Linked DNA regions of Homo sapiens: region 2 is linked to region 1. Evidence: chromatin contacts called from ENCODE Hi-C data. All regions are on one chromosome and are shown on one strand. The core of a region is the stretch at or near the end of the contact, and the rest is flanking DNA. Distances in the headings are between cores, read along the strand shown. Region 1 has its middle 56 kb from the start of LINC01907. Region 2 overlaps SP140 (SP140 nuclear body protein).

Region 1 (4,252 bases), core at 1,287-3,786:
CCATTTGCCCATGATGCACTGGGAGCCTGGTAAGTGACTGAGGAGTGGAGAGAGGCAATAGAAAGCTTTGGGGGAAAGCCCACAGATCCTTGAAAACACAGACACTCCATGTTTTCTAGTCTGGAACATCACTTTCAGAATCTGCCTGTCACTGAGCTTTCTTAGGCATGAACCGAAGCAGGAACGTCCCACCCTTTATTCTGTGAGTTAAGACTCGGCTGCAAAAGTTGCTGGATACAAAGTCTATATATAAGAATCAATGGGATTTTTACAAACTAGAAACAAACCAGTAGAAATAATTTTTCTCGGCCGGGCGCAGTGGCTCACATGCATAATCCCAGAACTTTGGGAGGCTGAGGTGGGCGGATCACCTGATGTAGGAAGTTCGAGACCAGCCCGGCCAACATGGCGAAACTCCGTCTCTACTAAAAATACAAAAATAAGCCGGGCGTGGTGGCGCATGCCTGTAATCCCAGCTACTTGGGAGGCTGAGGCAGGAGAATCCCTTGAACCCAGGAGTTGGAGGTTGCAGTGAGCCGAGATCGTGCCACTGCACTCCAGCCTGGACAACAGAACAAGACTCCGTCTCAAAAAAAAAAAAAATTTCCCCTTTTTTTTTTTTTGAGAGAGTCTCGCCCTGTCAGCCAGGCTGGAGTGCAGTGGTACGATCTCATCTCACTGCTACCCTCTCCTCCTGGGTTCAAGTGATTCTCATGCCTGTGCCTCAGCCTCCTGAGTAGCTGGGATTACAGACACCTACAATCACACCTGGCTAATTTTCATATTTTTAGTAGAGATGGGGTTTTACCATGTTAGCCAGGCTGGTCTCGAATTCCTGATCCCAAGTGATCTGCCTGCCTCGGCCTCCCAAAGTGCTGGGATTACAGGAGTGAGCCACTGCACCTGGCCAGTCTTTCTTTCAAATTTTAGAGACAGGGTCTTGCTGTATCGCCCAGGCTGGAGTACAATAGCTCTTTACAGGCACAGTCATAGAACACTGCAGTCTTGAACTCTTGGCTTCAAGCAATCTTCCTGCCTCAGCCTCTTGAATAGCTCAGATTACAGGTGTGCACCATTGTGCCAGCCAGAAATGATTTTTTTTTTTTTTTTGGAGTCGTGCAATCGTGGCTCATTACAGCCTCAACTTCTGGGGCTCAAGTGATCCTCCCACCTCAGCCTCCTGAGTAGCTGGGATTATAGGCGTGTGCCACCATACCTGGCTAATTTTTAAGATTTTTTTGTAGAGACAAGGTCTCTGTGTTGCCCAGGCTGGTTTTGAACTCCTAGGCTCAAGAAATCTGCCCGCCTCCCAAAGTGCTGGGATTATAGGTGTGAGCCACCATGCATGCTCCAGAAATAAAAAATTTTAAGGAAGTATTATGTAGAACAACCAGGGCTGGGACTGGAATGAGGCAAGAGAGGTATCTAAGACACAAAATTGTGAGGAGGCATTCACTCTCCTCTTCTCTTGCCTCACCCTACTCCTGCACTTGAGAAACTATCAGAAAGGGTAGGGCGCAAGGGCACCATGGCTCATGCCTGTAATCCCGCCACTTTGGGAGGCCGAGGTGGGCAGATCACTTGAGGCTAGGAGTTAGAGACCAGCCTGGCCACGATGGTGAAACTCTGTCTCTGCTAAAAATACAAAAATTAGCTGGGTGTGGTGGTGAGCTCCTGTGGTCCCAGCTACTCGGGAGCCTGAGGTGGGAGGATCACCTGAGCCCAGGGAGGTCAAGGCTGCAGTGAGCCAGGATGGTGTCACTGCACTCTGGCCTTGGTGACAGAGTGAGACCCTGTCTCAAAAAAGAAAAAAAAAAAGAAAAAAGACTGAATTTTACTGTAGGTAGATTACACTTTAATTTTTAAAAAAGGAAAAAACAAAGTAAGGCCCTTGGGCTATTGGAAACTAGCTACCCTGACGTAGATCAGCCAAAGTACCCCAGCTCTATAAGCTCACTTCATGTGAGCTCGAGCCCTGTATGCACTTTGCCCCACTCTTAAAGGCACCATGGGAGGAAACGGAAAGTTCAAGAGGCAGGAAGAAGTCAGAAGAGCCATGTGATGAGTATCTAACTGTATTTAGCTTCAGTTTCAAGATGTGGTGAACATGCAGAAGAGAATGAAAAACTCCCACTGCCTCTTGTCCCCAGGTTTTAGGCAGGAAACTTGATTATGAGTAAAATAATTGAGTGATTGGTTTATTGGATAGACAAGTGACAGGAAACATCCCACCCCCGCTCCCGTGTCCCCTGCCCTCCTGCCCACTCAAACCTGCTGTTTGACATCATCTTGTCTATTTCTGCTGTCTTGGTTTGGGTGTCCCTGGAAACAGACCCTGAGACGTGAACTGGGTATAAATAGTGAGGAAGTAAGATAGGAAAGGGAATGGGCCATTAAAGAGTGAGTTTTCAGACCAGAGGTCACAGCATTATCCCGACTGAGGGGCAGGAAGCTGTGGTACTTACCCAATGACTTCCTGTCCCTCCTTGGTTGAAGACTACTTCCAGGCACTTGACCACTCCAGCACTTCCTGTTTGCCTTGCTCAAGCGTTGAGCACCCTCCCTGGCCAGATAAAAGCTGTTGGGCAGAGGCTCGGGTATTGGCAATACAAGGCCTTCCTGCGTAGGTTGAATGCCCGGGATGTGGGCACAACAGTGCTCACTAGACCTGGTTAAAATCTGGGGATGGCCCACAGTTTTTCCAGGACCTTTTAGTTATAAGAACAGACTCCTTTTAATAATTAAAAAAAGTCTTATCTCTTCTAATATTCAATATTTTATCCTACTAACGCCCTCTACCCTGCTTCAGCTGGGGCCTGTCTTAGTCCAGGAACTGTGGGGAGTGGTCTGATCGCTTTTCTGACTCTCAACCTCTGGTCTCCTTCGCCACCTGTTCTTTTGGTCTCTGCAGGACTAGAGTGGGCAGGGGAAGAGAGGTGAGGGGCAGGAAGGGCTTTGGTTGACCTGCTCTGTTGTAATTTTAAGTGGGAACTCCAGGGAACTGGATGACACCTCCTGCTGCCCAATTGATCACCAATGCAGGGTCCCTGCTTTCTGGTTCATTCCCCTGCTTTACTTGCAGCAAGTTCTCCTGGGCAGAGTCTCTCTCAAGGAGACCTGGCCCAGCTCCTTTCAGCGAGCCCATCTCTGGCCTCTGGGAGATGCACATCCATCCTTGTCCCACCAGGCTCTGGAAGTGCAGGCCCTTTCCACCACCGTCATGTCTCTTCCTGTATTTGCCAAGCAGGGTGAGTTCCAGCCATGGCCTCCAGGCTATAGATTCTTTGGGTGTGGCTTCAGTCCCGAGTCCTTCGTGTCTATCTCTCCAAGGGATTCCTTATTTTTTAATTTTTAAATTTATTTTTATTTTTTGAGATGGAGTCTCGCTCTGTAGCCCAGGCTGGAGTGCAATGGCGTGATCTTGGCTCACTGCAACCTCTACCTCCCGGGTTCAAGTGATTCTCCTGCCTCAGCCTTCCAAGTAGCTGGGATTACAGGCGTGTGCCACCATGCACAGCTGATTTTGTATTTTTAGTAGAGATGGGGTTGCATCATGTTGGTTAGGCTGGTCTCGAACTCCTGACCTCAGGTGATCCACTCGCCTCAGCCTCCTAAAGTGCTGGGATTACAGGCACGAGCCCCTGCAGCCAGCCTCCAGTGGATTCTTTTAAAGCCCCTCACTTGGCTTGAGATGGTACAATCTGCCCTGTGTTGCCAGCTTGTCAGCTGGGAAGCTTTGGGCTGCAAGAATGCCAGATCTCAGTTAAACTGGTTTAACTATAAAGCCTTTGACTGTAAGACATTCAATGTTTCAGGGCAGACTGATCTTGCGGTTTTAAGACATCTCCCATGACCCAGGACCTTTGAGTCTCTCTGCTCTGTTGCCCACCCTGTTGGCTGCATCTGAAGATGGCTGTTGCCAGATGTAATCCAAGCCTTATGCTTTCTGGTTCATGTCTAGTGGCTCACATCCTTCTCGAGGAGCCCTCTGTCCCACTATTCTAAGAGAGAGTGCTGAGAGCCACTCCGATCGGCCCAGTTAAAGATGTGTCCACCTCCAAACCAACGACTTATGGAGGATAAAATAAAAAATGCTGATTGGCTAAGCCATCTCAATGGTTTCCTGTATGCAGAAGGGGTAAACGTACAAACGAAAATTTGGGTATTGTTAGGAAGAGGGGAATGGATGCTGAGTAGACAACTGCATTAGTTTCCTGGGGCTGCCGTAACAAAGTACAGTCATGCATCGCCT
Region 2 (4,817 bases), core at 2,297-4,796, 390 kb after region 1:
TGGAAGTCCTAGCCAGAGCAATCAGACAAGAGAAAGAAATAAAGAGCATCCAAATTGGTAAATAGGAAGTCAAATTCTCACTGTTTGCTGATGATATGACTGTATACCTTGAAAACCCTAAGGACTCCCCCAGAAAGCTCCTAGAACTGATAAAAGAATTCAGCAAACTTTCTGGATACACGATTAATGTACACAAATCAGTAGCTTTTCTATATACCAACAGTGACCAAGCAGAGAATCAAATCAAGAACTCAACCCCTTTTACAATAGCTGCAAAACAACAACAACAACAACAACAAAAACTTAGGAATATACCTAACCAGGGAGTCGAAAGACCTCTACAAGGAAAACTACAAAACATTGCTGAAAGAAATCATAGACAACCTGAACAAATGAAAATACATCCCATGCTTCATGGATGGGTAGAATCAATATTGTGAAAATGATCATACCGCCAAAAGCAATCACAAATTCAATGCAATCCCCATCAAAATACCACCATCTTCTTCACAGAATTAGAAAAAACACCTCTAAAATTCATATGGAACCAAAAAGGAGCCCACAAAGCCAAAGCAAGACTAAGCAAAAAGAACAAATCTGGAGGCATCACACGACATGATTTCAAACTATACTATAAGGCCATAGTCACCAAAACAGAGTGGTACTGGTACAAAAATAGACGTAGACCAATGAAACAGAACAGAGAACCCAGAAGTAAACCCAAATACTTACAGCCAACTGATCTTTGACAAAGCAAACAAACCATAAAGTGGGGAAAGGACACCCTATTCAACAAATGGTGCTGGGATAATTGGCAAGCCACATGTAGGAGAATGAAACTGGATCCTCATCTCTCACCTTATACAAAAATCAACTCAAGATGGATCAAGGACTTAAATCTAAGGCCTGAAACTATAAAAATTCTGGAAGATAACATCAGAAAAACCCTTCTAAACATTGGCTTAGGCAAGGCCTTCATGACCAAGAACCCAAAAGCAAATGAAAGAAAAACAAAGATAAATAGCTGGGACTTAATTAAACCTAAGAGCTTTTGCACAGCAAAAGGAACAGTCAGCAGAGTAAACAGACAACCCACAGAGTGGGAGAAAATCTTCACAATCTATACATCTGACAAAAGACTAATATCCATAATCTACAATGAACTTAAACAAATCAGTAAGAAAAAAACAAACAATCCCATCAAAAAGTGGGCTAAGGACATGAATAGACAGTTCGTAAAAGAAGATATACAAATGGCCAATGAACATATGAAAAAATTGCTCAACATCACCAATGATCAGGGAAATGCAAATCAAAACCACAATGCGATACCACCTCACTCCTTAAGAATGGCCATAATCAAAAAATCAAAAACAGTAGATGCTGGCATGGATGCAGTGAATAGGGAACACTTCTACACTGCTGATGGGAATGTAAACTAGTACAGCTGCTATGGAAAACAGTGTAGAGATTCCTTAAAGAACTAAAAATAGAACTACCATTTGATCCAGCAATCCCACTACTGGGTATCTATCCAGAGGAAAAGAAGTCATTATTCGAAAAAGATACTTGCACATGCATGTTTATAGCAGTACAATTCACAATTGCAAAATTGTGGAACCAACCCAAATGCCCACCAATTAACAAGTGGATAAAGAAACTGTGGTATATATGTATGTATGTGGTATATATATATATATATATATATATGATGGAATACTACGCAGCCATAAAAAGGAATGAATTAACAGCATTTGCAGTGACCTGGATGAGATTGGAGACTATTTTTTTTTTTGAGATGGAGTCTCGTTCTGTCACCCAGGCTGGAGTGCAGTGGTGTGATCTCAGCTCATTACCACCTCCACCTCCCGGGTTCAAGCAATTCTCCTGCCTCAGCCCCTGCTAGTAGCTGGGATTACAGGCACACACTACCATGCCTGACTAATTTTTGTATTTTTTTTTTTTTAGCGGAGGCGGGGTTTTGCCATGTTGGCCAGGTTGGTCTCAAACTCCTGACCTCAGGTGATCCATCCATCTCAGCCTCCCAAAGTGCTGGGACTACAGGCGTGAGCCACCGTGCCCGGCTTGGAGACTATCATCCTAAGTGAAGTAACTCAGGAAAGGAAAACCAAACACTGTATGTTCTCACTGATACGTGGGAGCTAAGCTATGAGGACGCAAAGGTGTAAGAATGATGCAATGGACTTTGGGGACTTGGAGGGAAGAGTGGGAGGGGTGCGAGGGATAGAAGACTACAAATATGGTGCAGCGTATACTGCTCAGGTGATGGGTGCACCAAAATCTCACAAATCACCACTAAAGAACTTACCCATGTAACCAGATACAACCTGTACCCCAATAACTTACGGAAAAATAAAAATAAATAAATAAATAAATAAACAAACAGGCCATGCTCTAGGGGTATCACTTCAAAACGTGACAGACATCAAAGAGCCATTGCTAGTAGCCACATCTCATCCTAGTTGCCTCAAAGCAATTGCAGGTGACTGCATTAGTCCATGGTTCTGGAGATTTTGTACTTGGATCAACTTTAACTCTGTTCCCGTTTAGAAAAAAAAAAAAGTGCAGCTTGCTGCACTCATTTAATTTTACGTAAACACATTCTTTGAGGCTGAAGCAAACATGATTGATTTTCAATGTGAAAATAAAATATATAAACTGTTCTTGGAGTTATTTCTAAACAGAACCATATCAGAATCATCTATTTTAAAAATATATGATTCATCAAATGAATCTTCGGCCAACAATTGTTCAGTAACAATGTTAACAGCACATGTGGGAAAGCCACGTTTTCCAGGATTTGACATTTTCAGTGATCAACAATTACTGTATTTTGTAAATGGAAATACCACTACTAAAACCAGAATGCTATAATTAGAAGAATGTCTTTTGTTTCCAAAGTCAATATATTAGAGTGATGTGAAAATAATAATAAAAGCAAGATATTTCATGGCAAATTTACTTGGGATAAACGCTGCAGCCACAAGGGTGGCTGGTGAGTATTCTTGGAGCAAAAGGGAATAAATAGGATAGTATTGCAAGCAGCACAATTCTGCTGCTAATTAAAAACTTTCAACAGTTGTCTGCCATTCCATTAACGTATTGTAAAACATCATTACTTTTTCTTATGTCATCCTTTGCAAGGATAACACTCTCAATCTAGCAACTCTATAACTCCTACTCAGTGAAGGGGAATCCTAGGATTTTGTTTCCAGGGTCCTCTTCCAGAAAAGACATCTTGGATGGGGAAAATACTTGATGGTGCCTCCTGCAGCTTTAGATGAGAGATTTCCTAAAGGGGAAACTGATAATTGAAAGTTGCTACACTTCTAGGAAAACTCATTATTGTTTGGCCATATGGTCAATAACAACCAGAATCATCCCAATTAATCAACAATAGCTTCTGGCCAGTACACAGGCCTCTGAAAGCCAGCCAACCATTGACTTCCCCATGCTTCTGAAAGTCAGACAGTCAGTAACAGCCACACTCCAGTGACCCTGCTTTCACTAAAGGTCAGCTAACCACTAACAAATCTCACTTTTGAAGGCCGCCAGTCACCGAGATCCACACTTCCACAAACGTTCTCTGTTCAGAGAAACTGACCCACAAGCACAACTATCCCTTAACTGAACAATAAATTCAGCCTTTCGTTTGATATTAAGTGGTGGCCCCTTATTTTTTCTTTTTTTCTTCTGAGATGGAATCTTGCTCTGTCACCAGGCTGGAGTGCAGTGATGTGATCTCAGCTGACTGCAACCTCCACATCCCGGGTTCAAGCAACTCTCTTGTTTCAGCCTCCCGAGTAGCTGGGACTACAGGTGTGCTCGACCACAACCAGCTAATTTTTGTATTTTTAGTAGAGATGGGGTTTTGCCATGTTGGCCCGGCTGGCCTTGAACTCCTGACCTCAAGTGATCCACCTGCCTTGGCCTCCCAAATTGCTGGGATTACAGGGGTGACCCACTGCACCCAGCCTAAGTGATAGCCCCTTCTACTAGTGATATCTTTTTATTACTCTATGACGGCATCTATGGTTCTTTTCGGCTTTCTGGACTTTCTCTTCTTAACATCTCCTCTCCCTTACTGTCTCTTCCTCCTTCAGTGATGTGCTACATATACTTTTCATATTGCCTCTCTGTTTCTCTTTTCTGGCTCTATTTTTCTGGATATCTCCTATCTCGTATCGTAGATTACATTCAAGTATTTTCCAACTCTTGATAATGTTTCCTTATCTCTCCCTAATCTTTCTTTATTTGTTAGATAAAAGTCTCTTTCCATTGAACCCTGGTAGAGTCTCTTGGATTCCTAAAAACCCTTTGGGCATCCACATTGGACTCAGACTATGAGACCCCACCCCAACCCATGCCCACCTCATAGAACTGAAAGCCTGTAAGGAGTCATCCAGGACACTGGTCTCTGCTCTTTCTTTTTTCTTGGGTCTTATCAAACACCCGTGTCACATGCATTTCTGTGTTTCTGGCTCCTTAAAACAGCAATAACAGCACCTTCCCTATCTAAGTCTTGAGGTTTTTGTGAGTAAAATTATAACACCTATCAGAGTACTCTGAAAAACCACTGCATGATCCAATGACATAATGGAAAGTACTGGTCAAAAATACCATTTAGTCTCACAAATAGTTGATCTAAGTTCTGCCAATTAGATGGTAGAATACCATTACACTGAAGGCTTTGTCAAGTTTGTGAAAAAATCATAAAAAAGTATCTACCAGCAGAGGAATGATACCCTTTTTTATTTCCATAGAGGGAGTGAGAATAGAAATTTTTTTTATTATAC

What was found. A loop is a pair of places that touch in the nucleus more often than their neighbours do. Pooled maps may share reads with other maps.
Region 2: a loop to region 1 is called in a pooled map, with 2.2 times the contacts of the local background. The contact joins two enhancer-like sites. A Hi-C loop is called at or near these places in 4 of 37 single-sample maps with no recorded cell type and 9 of 50 pooled maps.

Annotation. Positions count from the first base shown.
Region 1 is chr2:230,641,940-230,646,191 of GRCh38, reverse strand. No RefSeq gene overlaps it. Among named protein-coding and RNA genes, the nearest start is that of LINC01907, 56 kb to the left of the region's middle. RefSeq lists an enhancer at 1,560-1,729. Within about 2 kb of position 2,536, at least 14 of the 41 ENCODE cell types and tissues checked have a DNase peak (open chromatin) inside an H3K27ac peak, as active enhancers do.
Region 2 is chr2:230,256,665-230,261,481 of GRCh38, reverse strand. All of the region lies in intron 12 of SP140 (SP140 nuclear body protein), which reads right to left. Among named protein-coding and RNA genes, the nearest start is that of SP140, 33 kb to the right of the region's middle. RefSeq lists an enhancer at 3,622-3,691. Within about 2 kb of position 3,546, at least 2 of the 41 ENCODE cell types and tissues checked have a DNase peak (open chromatin) inside an H3K27ac peak, as active enhancers do.